2 separate regions of the Homo sapiens genome follow, and region 2 is linked to region 1. Evidence: chromatin loops called from intact Hi-C (ENCODE). Cell type or tissue: mammary epithelial cell. All regions are shown on one strand.

The links. A loop is a pair of places that touch in the nucleus more often than their neighbours do. Peaks named below come from ENCODE experiments on the same cell type or tissue, not always from the same donor. Only the 100,000 strongest peaks of a DNase experiment are listed, where the experiment ranks them.
Region 2: it touches region 1 in a loop (2.1-fold over the local background); 2 of 110 quality-filtered maps call a loop at or near these places.

What each region holds. Positions count from the first base shown.
Region 1 is chr4:145,021,992-145,026,991 of GRCh38, forward strand. All of the region lies in intron 4 of ANAPC10 (anaphase promoting complex subunit 10), which reads right to left. Among named protein-coding and RNA genes, the nearest start is that of ANAPC10, 74 kb to the right of the region's middle. In mammary epithelial cell, no CTCF peak of the experiment used is centred here; no DNase peak of the experiment used is centred here.
Region 2 is chr4:144,901,784-144,906,783 of GRCh38, forward strand. No RefSeq gene overlaps it. Among named protein-coding and RNA genes, the nearest start is that of ANAPC10, 190 kb to the right of the region's middle. In mammary epithelial cell, no CTCF peak of the experiment used is centred here; a DNase peak (open chromatin) is centred at 2,428; H3K27ac peaks cover 751 bases.

The DNA.
Region 1 (5,000 bases):
GCCATAATCAAAAAATCAGTAGATGTTGCTGGGGATGCAGTGATCAGGGAACACTTCTACACTGCTGGAATGTAAACTAGTACAGCCACTATGGAAAACAGTATGGAGATTCCTTAAAGAGCTAAAAGGAGAACTACCATTTGATCCAGCAATCTCAATACTGGGTATCTACCCAGAGTAAATGAAGTCATTATATGAAAAAGATACTTGCACACACGTTTATAGCAGCACAATTCACAATTGCAAAATCATGGAACCAACTCAAATGCCCATCAGTCAACAAGTGGATAAAGAAACTGTGGTATGTATACCACAGTATACATGGTGGGATACTACTCAGCCATAAAAAGGAATGAATTAACGGCATTCGCAGCGACCTGGATGAGATCGGAGACTATTATTCTAAGTGAAGTCACTCAGGAACGGAGAACCAAACATCGTATATTCTCACTGATATGTGGGAGCTAAGCTATGAGGATGCAAAGGCATAAGAATGATACAATGGACTTTGGGGACTTGGGGGAAAGTGGGGGGTGAGGAATACAATACTACAAACAGGGTGGTGCAATGTATACTGCTTGGGTGATGGGTGCACCCAAATCACCACTAAAGAACTTACACATGTAACTAAACATCACCTGTACTCCAATAACCTATGGAAAATTTTTTTTTAATTAAAAAGCATATATAGGCATTCATATATAGAACTTTCTGTGAGCATGTATTTTCATTTCTCTTGGATAAATACCTAACACTGGAATTGTTGGGTCATAGGCAAGTTTAACTTTATAAAAAACTGCCAAACCAAAAAAAAAAAAAAAATTAAAAACAGCATCTTTTTTTTATATTTTAGGATGATTAATATATGAGTCATTCTTTTATGTATTTTTGTATTATTATACTTAAAGTTTTAGGGTACCTGTGCACAACATGCAGGTTTGTTACATATGTTTACATGTGCCATGTTGGTGTGCTGCACCCATTAACTCGTCATTTACATTAGGTATATCTCCTAATGCTAGTTATAACAGCCAGATTATCAAAATACACACCAATAGTCAAGTGGATAAATTGGAGTACATTTACAACATGGAATACTATATAGCAGTGAGGATGAACCATTTGTTAACTACCCAATTGTACCAATGACTGTCACAAACATAAGGCTGAATAAAAGAAGCCAGACACAAAAGAGTATGCACAATATGATTCCATCTATGCAAAGTGAAAAAAAACCAACAAATAACAACAGGCAAACAAAACTTTAGTGAAAGTAATCTATCCTAGAGTCAGAATAACCGTTAGCCTTCAGGAAGTATAAGGATTTTTGTTATAAAATAACACATCCTTAAAATGGTTGACACGGTCCTGCATGATTTTGGTCTCTGCTTACCTCCTCAGCTTTATCTTGAACAGTCCTTTGCCTCACTAACTATATTTTACCTATATAATCTGTAGTAATGCAGAAATAAATTTACACGATGAAGATTTCATTTGTTGTGACAGTTTCAAACTGAACCCTCAAATTCTCTCGGGGAAGGCCCCTGTAGACTTTCAACCAGTTTGCAATAAAGCAAGTCACACAAATTTTTTGGTTTACCAGTGCAAATAAAAGCTGTGTTACACTATACTAGAGTCTATTAAGTATGCAATAGCATTACATCTAAGAAAACAATTTAAGAATGTTTTACTGCTAAAAAGTGCTAACAATCATCTGGGCCTTTAGTGAGTCATAACCTTTTTGCTGGTGTAAGGTCTTGCCTTAATGTTGATGGCTACTGACTGATCAGGGTGGTGTCGCTGAAGGTTTGGGTGGCTGTAGAAATTTCTTAAAATAAGACAACAATGATGGTTGCCACAATGATTGACTCTTCCTTTCATGGAAAATTCATCTGTAGCATGCAATGCTGTTTAGTAGTATTTTACTTAAGGCAAAACTTTCAAAATTGGAGTTGGTCCTTTCAGACCCTGCCATTACTTTTTCAACTAAGTTGATGTAATATTCTAAATCCTTTGTTGTCATTTTGACAATGTGTTCACAGCATCTTTACCAGGAGTAGATTCAACCTCAAGAAACTACTTTCTTTGCTCATCAATAAGATGCAACTCCTCATCAGTTTAAGTTTTATCCATGAGACTGCAGCAATTCAGTCACATCTTTTAGGCTCCAATTCTAATTCTAGTTCTCTTGCTATTTCCAATGCATCTGCAGTTACTTTCTCAACTGAAGTCTTGAACCTCTCAAAGTCATCAATGCAGACTGGAATCAACTTCTTCCAAACTCTTGTTAATGTTCGTATTTTGACCTTCTCACATGAATCATAAATGTTCTTAATGACATCTGGGATGAATCTTTTCCAGAAGATTTTCAATTTACTTTGCCCAGTTCCATCAGAGGAATCACTATGGCAGCTAATGCCTTATGAAATGTATATCTTAAATAATAAGAATTGAAAGTTAAAATAACTCCTTCATCTATAAGCTGCAGAACAGATGTTGTATCAGCAAACATGAAAACATTAATTTCCTTGTACATCTCCATCAAAGCTCTTGGGTGACTAGGTACATTGTCAATGAGCAGTAATATTTTGAAATAAATCTTTTCCTCTGAGCAGTAGGTCTCAACAGTGGGATTAAAATATTCAGGGAACCATGCTTTCAACAGATGTACTCTCATCCAGGCTTTGTTCTTCCATTTATAGCACATGAGTAGAACAGATTTAGCATAATTCTTAAGGGCCCTAGGATTTTTAGAATAGTGAGTGCTGCCTTCAACTTAAAGTCACCAGCTGCATCAGCCCCTAACAAAATCAGCTTGTCTGGTGAAGTTTTCAAGCCAGGCATTGACTTCTCCTCTCTAGCTATGGAAGTCGTAGTTGGCATCTTCTTCCAGCAGAAGGCTGTTTTGTCTACACTGAAAATGTATTGCTTACTGTATCTACCCTCATCAACTATTTTTGCCAGATCTGGGTAACTTGCTACAGCTCCTCCATCAGCACTTGCTGCTTCACTGGGCTCTTTTATGTTATGAAGATGGATTTTTTCCTTAAATCTCATGAACCAACCTCTGCTAGCTTCAAACTCTCTTCTGCAGCTTCCTCACCTCTTAGCCTTTATAGAATTCAAGAGTTAGGGTCTTACTGTGGATTAGGCTTTGACTTAAGGGAATGTTGTGGCTGGTTTGATTTTCTATCCAGAACATTCTTTCTCCATATTAGCAATAAGGCTGTTTTGCTTTCTTATCATTCATGTGTTCACTAGAGTAGCACTTTTAATTTCCTTCAGGAACTTTTCCATTAGAACAAGAGGTTAGCTTTTGGCCTATTTTGGCTTTCAACACGCCCCCCCCCCCTTTTAAGCTCAGTCCTTTCTAGCTTTTGAGTTAAAGTGAGAGATGTGAGACACTTCCTTTCACTTGGACACTTAGAGACCATTGTCAAGTTACTAAATGGCCTAATTTCAATATTGTTGTGTCTCAACCAATAAGGAGGCCCAAGGAGAGGGAGGGAGATGGGAAACGGCTGGTTAGGTGCTGGAGTAGTCAGAACACACACAGTTATCGATTGGGTTTGCCATCTTACATGGGCTTAAGTTCGTGGGGACCCATAACAATGACAATAGTAGCATCAAAGATTATTGATCACAGATGACCGTAACAGGTATAATATTGGTGAAAAAGTTTGAAGTTTGAAATACTACAAGAATTACCAAAATATGACAGTGACATAAAATGAGCACATGCTGCTGGAAAAATGGCACTGATAGACTTGCTCAATGCAGAGTTGCCACAAATCTTCGATTTGTAAAAACACAGTATTTATCAAAGAGAAGTGCAATAAAATGAGGTATGTCTGTAGTGTAAGGAATAGTTAAAGCCCTAGATTCTTACCTGCCCCCAGTGTGAGCAGGCAGTTGATGGTTTCCTTTCCCACTCTTATAGAAAACTAAGGTCTTACCAGTTAGACAGATTAAAGAGGGTCTAGATTCAGGTAAAACAAGACTAGATGGCAGCACCTGAATATAAAGCGAACTGTACAACTGGACATTTAACAGTAAAATCTCACCTCCCTTCCTCTTGCTCAGCTACGAGAACACTGACTCCTAGGCAGATCACTTTGTAGTTTCCTACAAATCTCACCTCCCATCCCTTGCCACGTGCCCCAGGCCAGAGAATGCATTATTATTTTATGGGCAAAATGAAAATCCGTAAGAAAAGACCTATACATAATGATGTGTGAATGTCCTCAATTTAACATTTATTGATTGACTGAATGACTATTTTGTGCAGGGCACTATTCTCATTGGTTGGAATATATCAGTGAAACCAAGAACAACAACAAAATCCCTGTTCTCTTGTAAGTGATGTTCTAGTAATAAACGTAATCGATAAGTGATTACATAGCATATAAGTATAAAAAGTGCATGGGAAAAAAACAGAGCAGGAAAAGACAGAGCTGAAGTATTAGGGGCAGATGTGTACAGCTTTAAATAAGGTGGTCAGAATAGGCCTCAATGAGAAAGTGATGTGTGCAAAGACTGGAAGGAGGTGAGGCTTCCAGACTGGCTACACTATAGGAGGCCCACCAAGAACAAATTCTATGAACACAAATGGTTCCAAACTTATTATCTGTGCCTCACTCTTAAATAAGAGAAAATAGTCAAGGATCTCCTGGTATGTAAGAAACAAGACAAAATAAGACAGAAATTGAAAGCAGCAAGCAAACAAAGACAAAAAAAGGAACTCCAAAGAGAGGCAGTGAAGAAGTACAAGAATTTAAAAAACAAAAACAAAGCATCATTAATATCCTCAGTGATATAACATATTGCATCCATGAAACAAGAACAGAATGTTAATTTTTAAAATGGTCAAAGAACAAGAAGAAGTCTTAGAAATTTATATATACAAATGAAGTTTTTGCCTATACATACATATATATATATATATATATATATATGTGTGTGTGTGTATATATATATATATATATATATATATATATTTT
Region 2 (5,000 bases), 120 kb before region 1:
TTTTGGGAGATGCCAATGTCAAAGCATTGCAGCAGCCTGAGCTATAATGTGGGTTTCAATTTTTCACATTTGTACAATATCCATTCTGGCAATGTGTGTGTGTGTTCAAAGTGAAAAAAGAGTGGCTGGTTACTTGGGTTTTTTTTAATAGACCTACTCACAGTAGAAGCAGTCATGAATAACGTACAACCACTCATCAGAAGCCATATGAAGTTCATAAAGTAGAAGATGAAAATAAATACACTAGTGTTTTTTTAAAAAAACTTGCTCAGCTCTAATATTTATCAATGTCATTTGAAAGTTGATATTAACTAATAATTTTTTAAAAAAATTTTTGAAAAAGAAATTTATTCACTTAACAGAGGAGAATCAATGTGGTTGGCCATTACAATGTAACCAAACTGAGTTTATAAAGCTTTAATAAGATGGTTTATAGATTTTCATTGCATTATGATCCTCCTGAGGATTCTAACATCAGCTAATCCAGTAATGAATGTACTGTAGATCTTGTCCTTTTCAACCTTAATTGGTAGGAAGATAAAAGAAAGATGTTTTCAACTGCAGCTAACAGAGATCTCAAATCAAACTAATCAGAATGATTTTAAAAAAGAAAGTATTTCACATAAGAGGTCTAGAAGTAGGGAGGGGTATAGGATTGGTTAGATCAGCAGCTAATGATGTTATCAGTTCTATATTTCCCTCCACTATTGTTGGCTTTATTCTCAGGCTGGTTAGAAGATGACTTTGGGAATTCTAGAGCTCAGATCCTACTAAAATATAGATGATGGACTTTCTCTTCTGTGGCTCTCTTTTAGAAGCAAGCAAATGTGTTCTAGAAGCTCTCCCAGAAGCTTCCACATCTCTTTACTAAACCACCAGCAGCAAAAAAAAAAAAAAAAAAAAGGCAGGGGAGTGGATTATCCGTAATAAAGTAGACTCCCTGTTGGAGCTGGGCAGATGCTAGTTACCCTTAGGCAGATGGCTGCATGCTGTTAGAGAGGTATACTTTCACAAAATTGGGTTTCTGATAGATAAAAAGAAAGAGAAAGTGAATGTTGAATGAGGACCAATATGATCCTCTCAGATAGCTAAATCTGCAAGTAGTTTAATAACTGTTAGTAAGTTTCTCTAAAATTAGTACTGAAATCCTGACTATAAAAACAAAAAGTTCTTCCTTCTCAAAGAAATTAACCAGTTTCTTCATTAGGTCTATTATTAAAACAAAACAAAACAAAACAAAAAACCTATGCACTCTTAGGAATGCACTTACTGAGTCCATTCAACCTCAAAACTAAGAAATTTCTCATTAACTATTTTTAAGTAGATTTTTGGCTTCTTTTAATTGCTGATACTACAGAGAAAGATAAGTGGATTCATGGTCAATATGAAGACTTCTTAACAGCGTAAAAAAAATGTGGATTTTCTCAAAAGATAAGAGAAACATTTTCAGCTTACTGTCATGTATTATTTTTTTCTGATGTTATAGCTACTGATTCACATTTTTGGATTCCATGTAAGTATTCTACATGTTTTTTATGTAGTCTAACACCTTATAGTCCTTGGACCAGCAGCATCAGTGTCATCTGGGAGCTTGTTAGAAATACAAAAATCTCAGGCCCACCCCAAACCTACAAAATATGTATTTTAACAAGATTCCCAGGAGATTCATTTGCACATTAAAGTTTGAGCAGCACTACTGTAAGATATATGTAGTCACTACCTTGTCTCCTGGTGCTGGAGGGATATATGCATAATATGAAATCTAGAAATGACCTACAGTGCATAACTCATGTTACTTTAGCTTGGAACTTGAAGAATTAAGTGAATATCATGGACTCAGAGAACAAAATTTCTGCTCATCTTTTATCACTGTTCCATTAATGCAAATATCAAGATTTCACTTAAACTCATTGACTTAGACATAAGGGATACCAGATCAGAATAATGTCTGATTGCTTCTTCTGATCTTGTTAAAGCAGCCTAGATATTTCCATATGGGTTTGCGGGTACACAGTGGGAAAACTAAAGATCAGAATTTGCTTGGAGACATTTAGACAAAAGCTTGTATTATTTCTACCAAGTATGGACTCAGGGTGATATGGAGGCCAAAACATGGCTGTGCTCTGTAAATACCCATGTGAATTTTTTTAAGTGATAATAAAGCTAAAGTTACAGACTGAAATTTGTTCCTAAGTTTGATCATTTGGACAAGTACAGTATGTTCAGAGACTTATCTACCCCACATTTAGCATACTCCCCATCTTGGCATTTCTCTCATTTCCTCGAAAAGCCTTTTCTAGAGAAATTTCAGATCAGCAGCCAAAGAAAATTCAGCTCAATTTGCCCTGCTCCCCATGGAGCTCCCAATGACTGAAGGCTTTCATTCCCTTCTCTCCCACATTAATTCTGATGTGCATTAGTCACCATCTGTGTTTCCTCAGGCTTCATGATGAAAAAGTGGTCAATTTGCTGGGCCAGTCTACACTAAGTTAGTAGGCTGCTGCTTCATCTTCATAGGCAGTTGTTTTGCTTTATTTTGTTTGTTGTTGAAGTTTTTTGTTTTACTGCATACAATTAAAGTGAAATACAAAGATTTATAAAGTTATGGTAAAATCTACAAATGTATGATCTACAAATATGTAGTTCCCAGCACCTTAGCTCCCCATTTGCTATGTAACAGCTCTTTGTCATTTGTCCTCCCACACCCATGGCTTTGCAGCATTTCCTCATTTTTCTCCTACATTCAGCCCTGCCCTCGCTGCTCTTCCTTGAACCAATGACCTTGCCTCTTGCTTTATTGAGAGATACGTGGCTTGCAAGTGAAAAGTCTTTGCTCTGACCTTCCAATTCCAATTTCTACACACCCCTATCTTATCCTCATTTTCCCATTCTTGAGAGGTAATATCCCTTATCCAGTTCTAGACACATCCCTTTACCTTCACTCTTGATCCCATCTGTACTGTGTTGAAGGGCAGTCCCTAAAAAGATGGATTCACATTCTAATCTCTGGAACCTGAGAATGTTACTTTATTTGGAAAAAGGGTCTTTGCAAATATGATTAAGTTAAGGATCTTAAAATAAGATCATCCTGGATTATTCAGCTCGGCCCTAAGTTCAATAACAAGTGTCCTTATAGAGAAAGGCAAAGGAAAATTTGAAACAGAAGAGAACAGGACAAAAACACATAGAGAAAAAGATGATATGAAGATGAAGGCAAAGATTGGGGTGATCATACCACAAATCAAAGGAGTGCCAGCAACCACCAGAAGTTAGAAGAGGCAAGGAAGAGGTCTCACCATCAACCAGGCTCCAGAGAGAACATGGCCCTGCTGACACCTTGATTTCAGACTTCTGGCCTCCAGACTGTGAAAGAATAAATTGTTGTTGTTTTAAGGCACCAAGTTTTTGATAATTTGTTATGACAACCACAGGAAACTAATAAAACTTCCTTAGCAGAGGAAGATCTTGCTCCATCAATTCTTCCTTACAGTTCTTTCTCCTACATTTTCAGTTTCCCTGCTGCTTGTTTTCCCCTAGCAATACATTCTTGCAATTTTCTTCCATCATAAAACCTGTTGCTGTTTTTTAACTCAGTACCACTTTCTCTTTCCTTTCCAGGTAAGCATTTAAAAAAAATATTCTGCATGCTTAGCTCCCTGTCCATTAGCTTCCTCTCACATTCCAAACTGCTGCAATCGAACTTCTCTGCATACCACTCCACTGAAATGCTCTGGCAAATGTCACCTATGTTCTCAAAGTGCTAAAGCCAACGGACTCTTCAACTTTCATCTTATTTGACCTCATGGTTGCATTTGACAATACTGCAAACCCCCTTGAAATATTTCCTTCTCTTCAATTGTAAGATGTAACTCTCTCCTAATTCTCTTACCCCTTTAACCATTCCTTCTTGAACTCCTTCTGTTGCTCCTATTTTCCTAGTCATGAAAATATTCCTAATACTCAAGCTTCTTTCTATTCATGTCTTTTTTCTCTTTCATTTATGTGCTTTCTGAGTAACTTCCTCTTGTCCTATGGCTTTATGCCACATGTAGAGATGAAAATCTAATAGATTTCTTGATAAAAGCACATCTCTGGAGCTGTATGTACATATAGCCAACTGCTGAATGTATCTACCTTAATGCCCCATTAACACCTCAAATTTAATATTTCAAAATTAAACTCTAGTTTCACCATCAAAATTGGCAAACATGGGAGCTATTGTTGGGAGGCAATTCTCTATAGCATTTCTACCTACATATCTCAGATTATCTTTCAAGGATGTTAGTATAGCAAACAACCTTGGAAAATAGAGGTTGCAATGAAGTGAATGTTTGTGTCCCCCTGAAAATTTACATGTTGAAATCCTAACCCCCAATGTGATGATATTAGAAGATGGGGTTTTTGGGAGATAATTAGGTCATGAAAGCGAAACCATCACAAATGGGATTGGCACTTGTACAAAAAAGATCCCAGGAGCTCTCTCTTCCCCTTTCTGACATGTAAAAAACACAATGAGAAGTCAGCAGTCTGCAATTTGGCAAAGGGCCTTCACCAGAGAGAACCTGACCACAATGGCAACTGATCTCAGACTTACAGCCTCCAGAACTCTAAGAAATAACTTTAGATTGTTTATAAGCCACCTAATCTATGGAATTTTGTTATAGCAGCCTGAACAGACTAAGACAGGTAGTGTCTTTTCCTCTGAGTCACGGGGCAAATATGTTTCCTGATTACAATAACGAAGATAATTTCTTCCTTCATGAGCAAAGGTTGGGCAGCTTTGCTAACAGACCCTTTAAAAGACTGGGGGTTCCTTTGTGCATGATTCCTCAGCTCTGAGATCACTGTAGGTCAGCATTCAGCTGGGTCTGCTCCACATTGTCCATGAGACTTGGGGAATAAGAGGAACCAGTACGAACATGAAGCTTGTACTGCCTGCTGTCCCAAGAGTAAGCAACTGTCTAAATCTGTTTTTGCTCACTGTTTCCTTATCAGCTGAA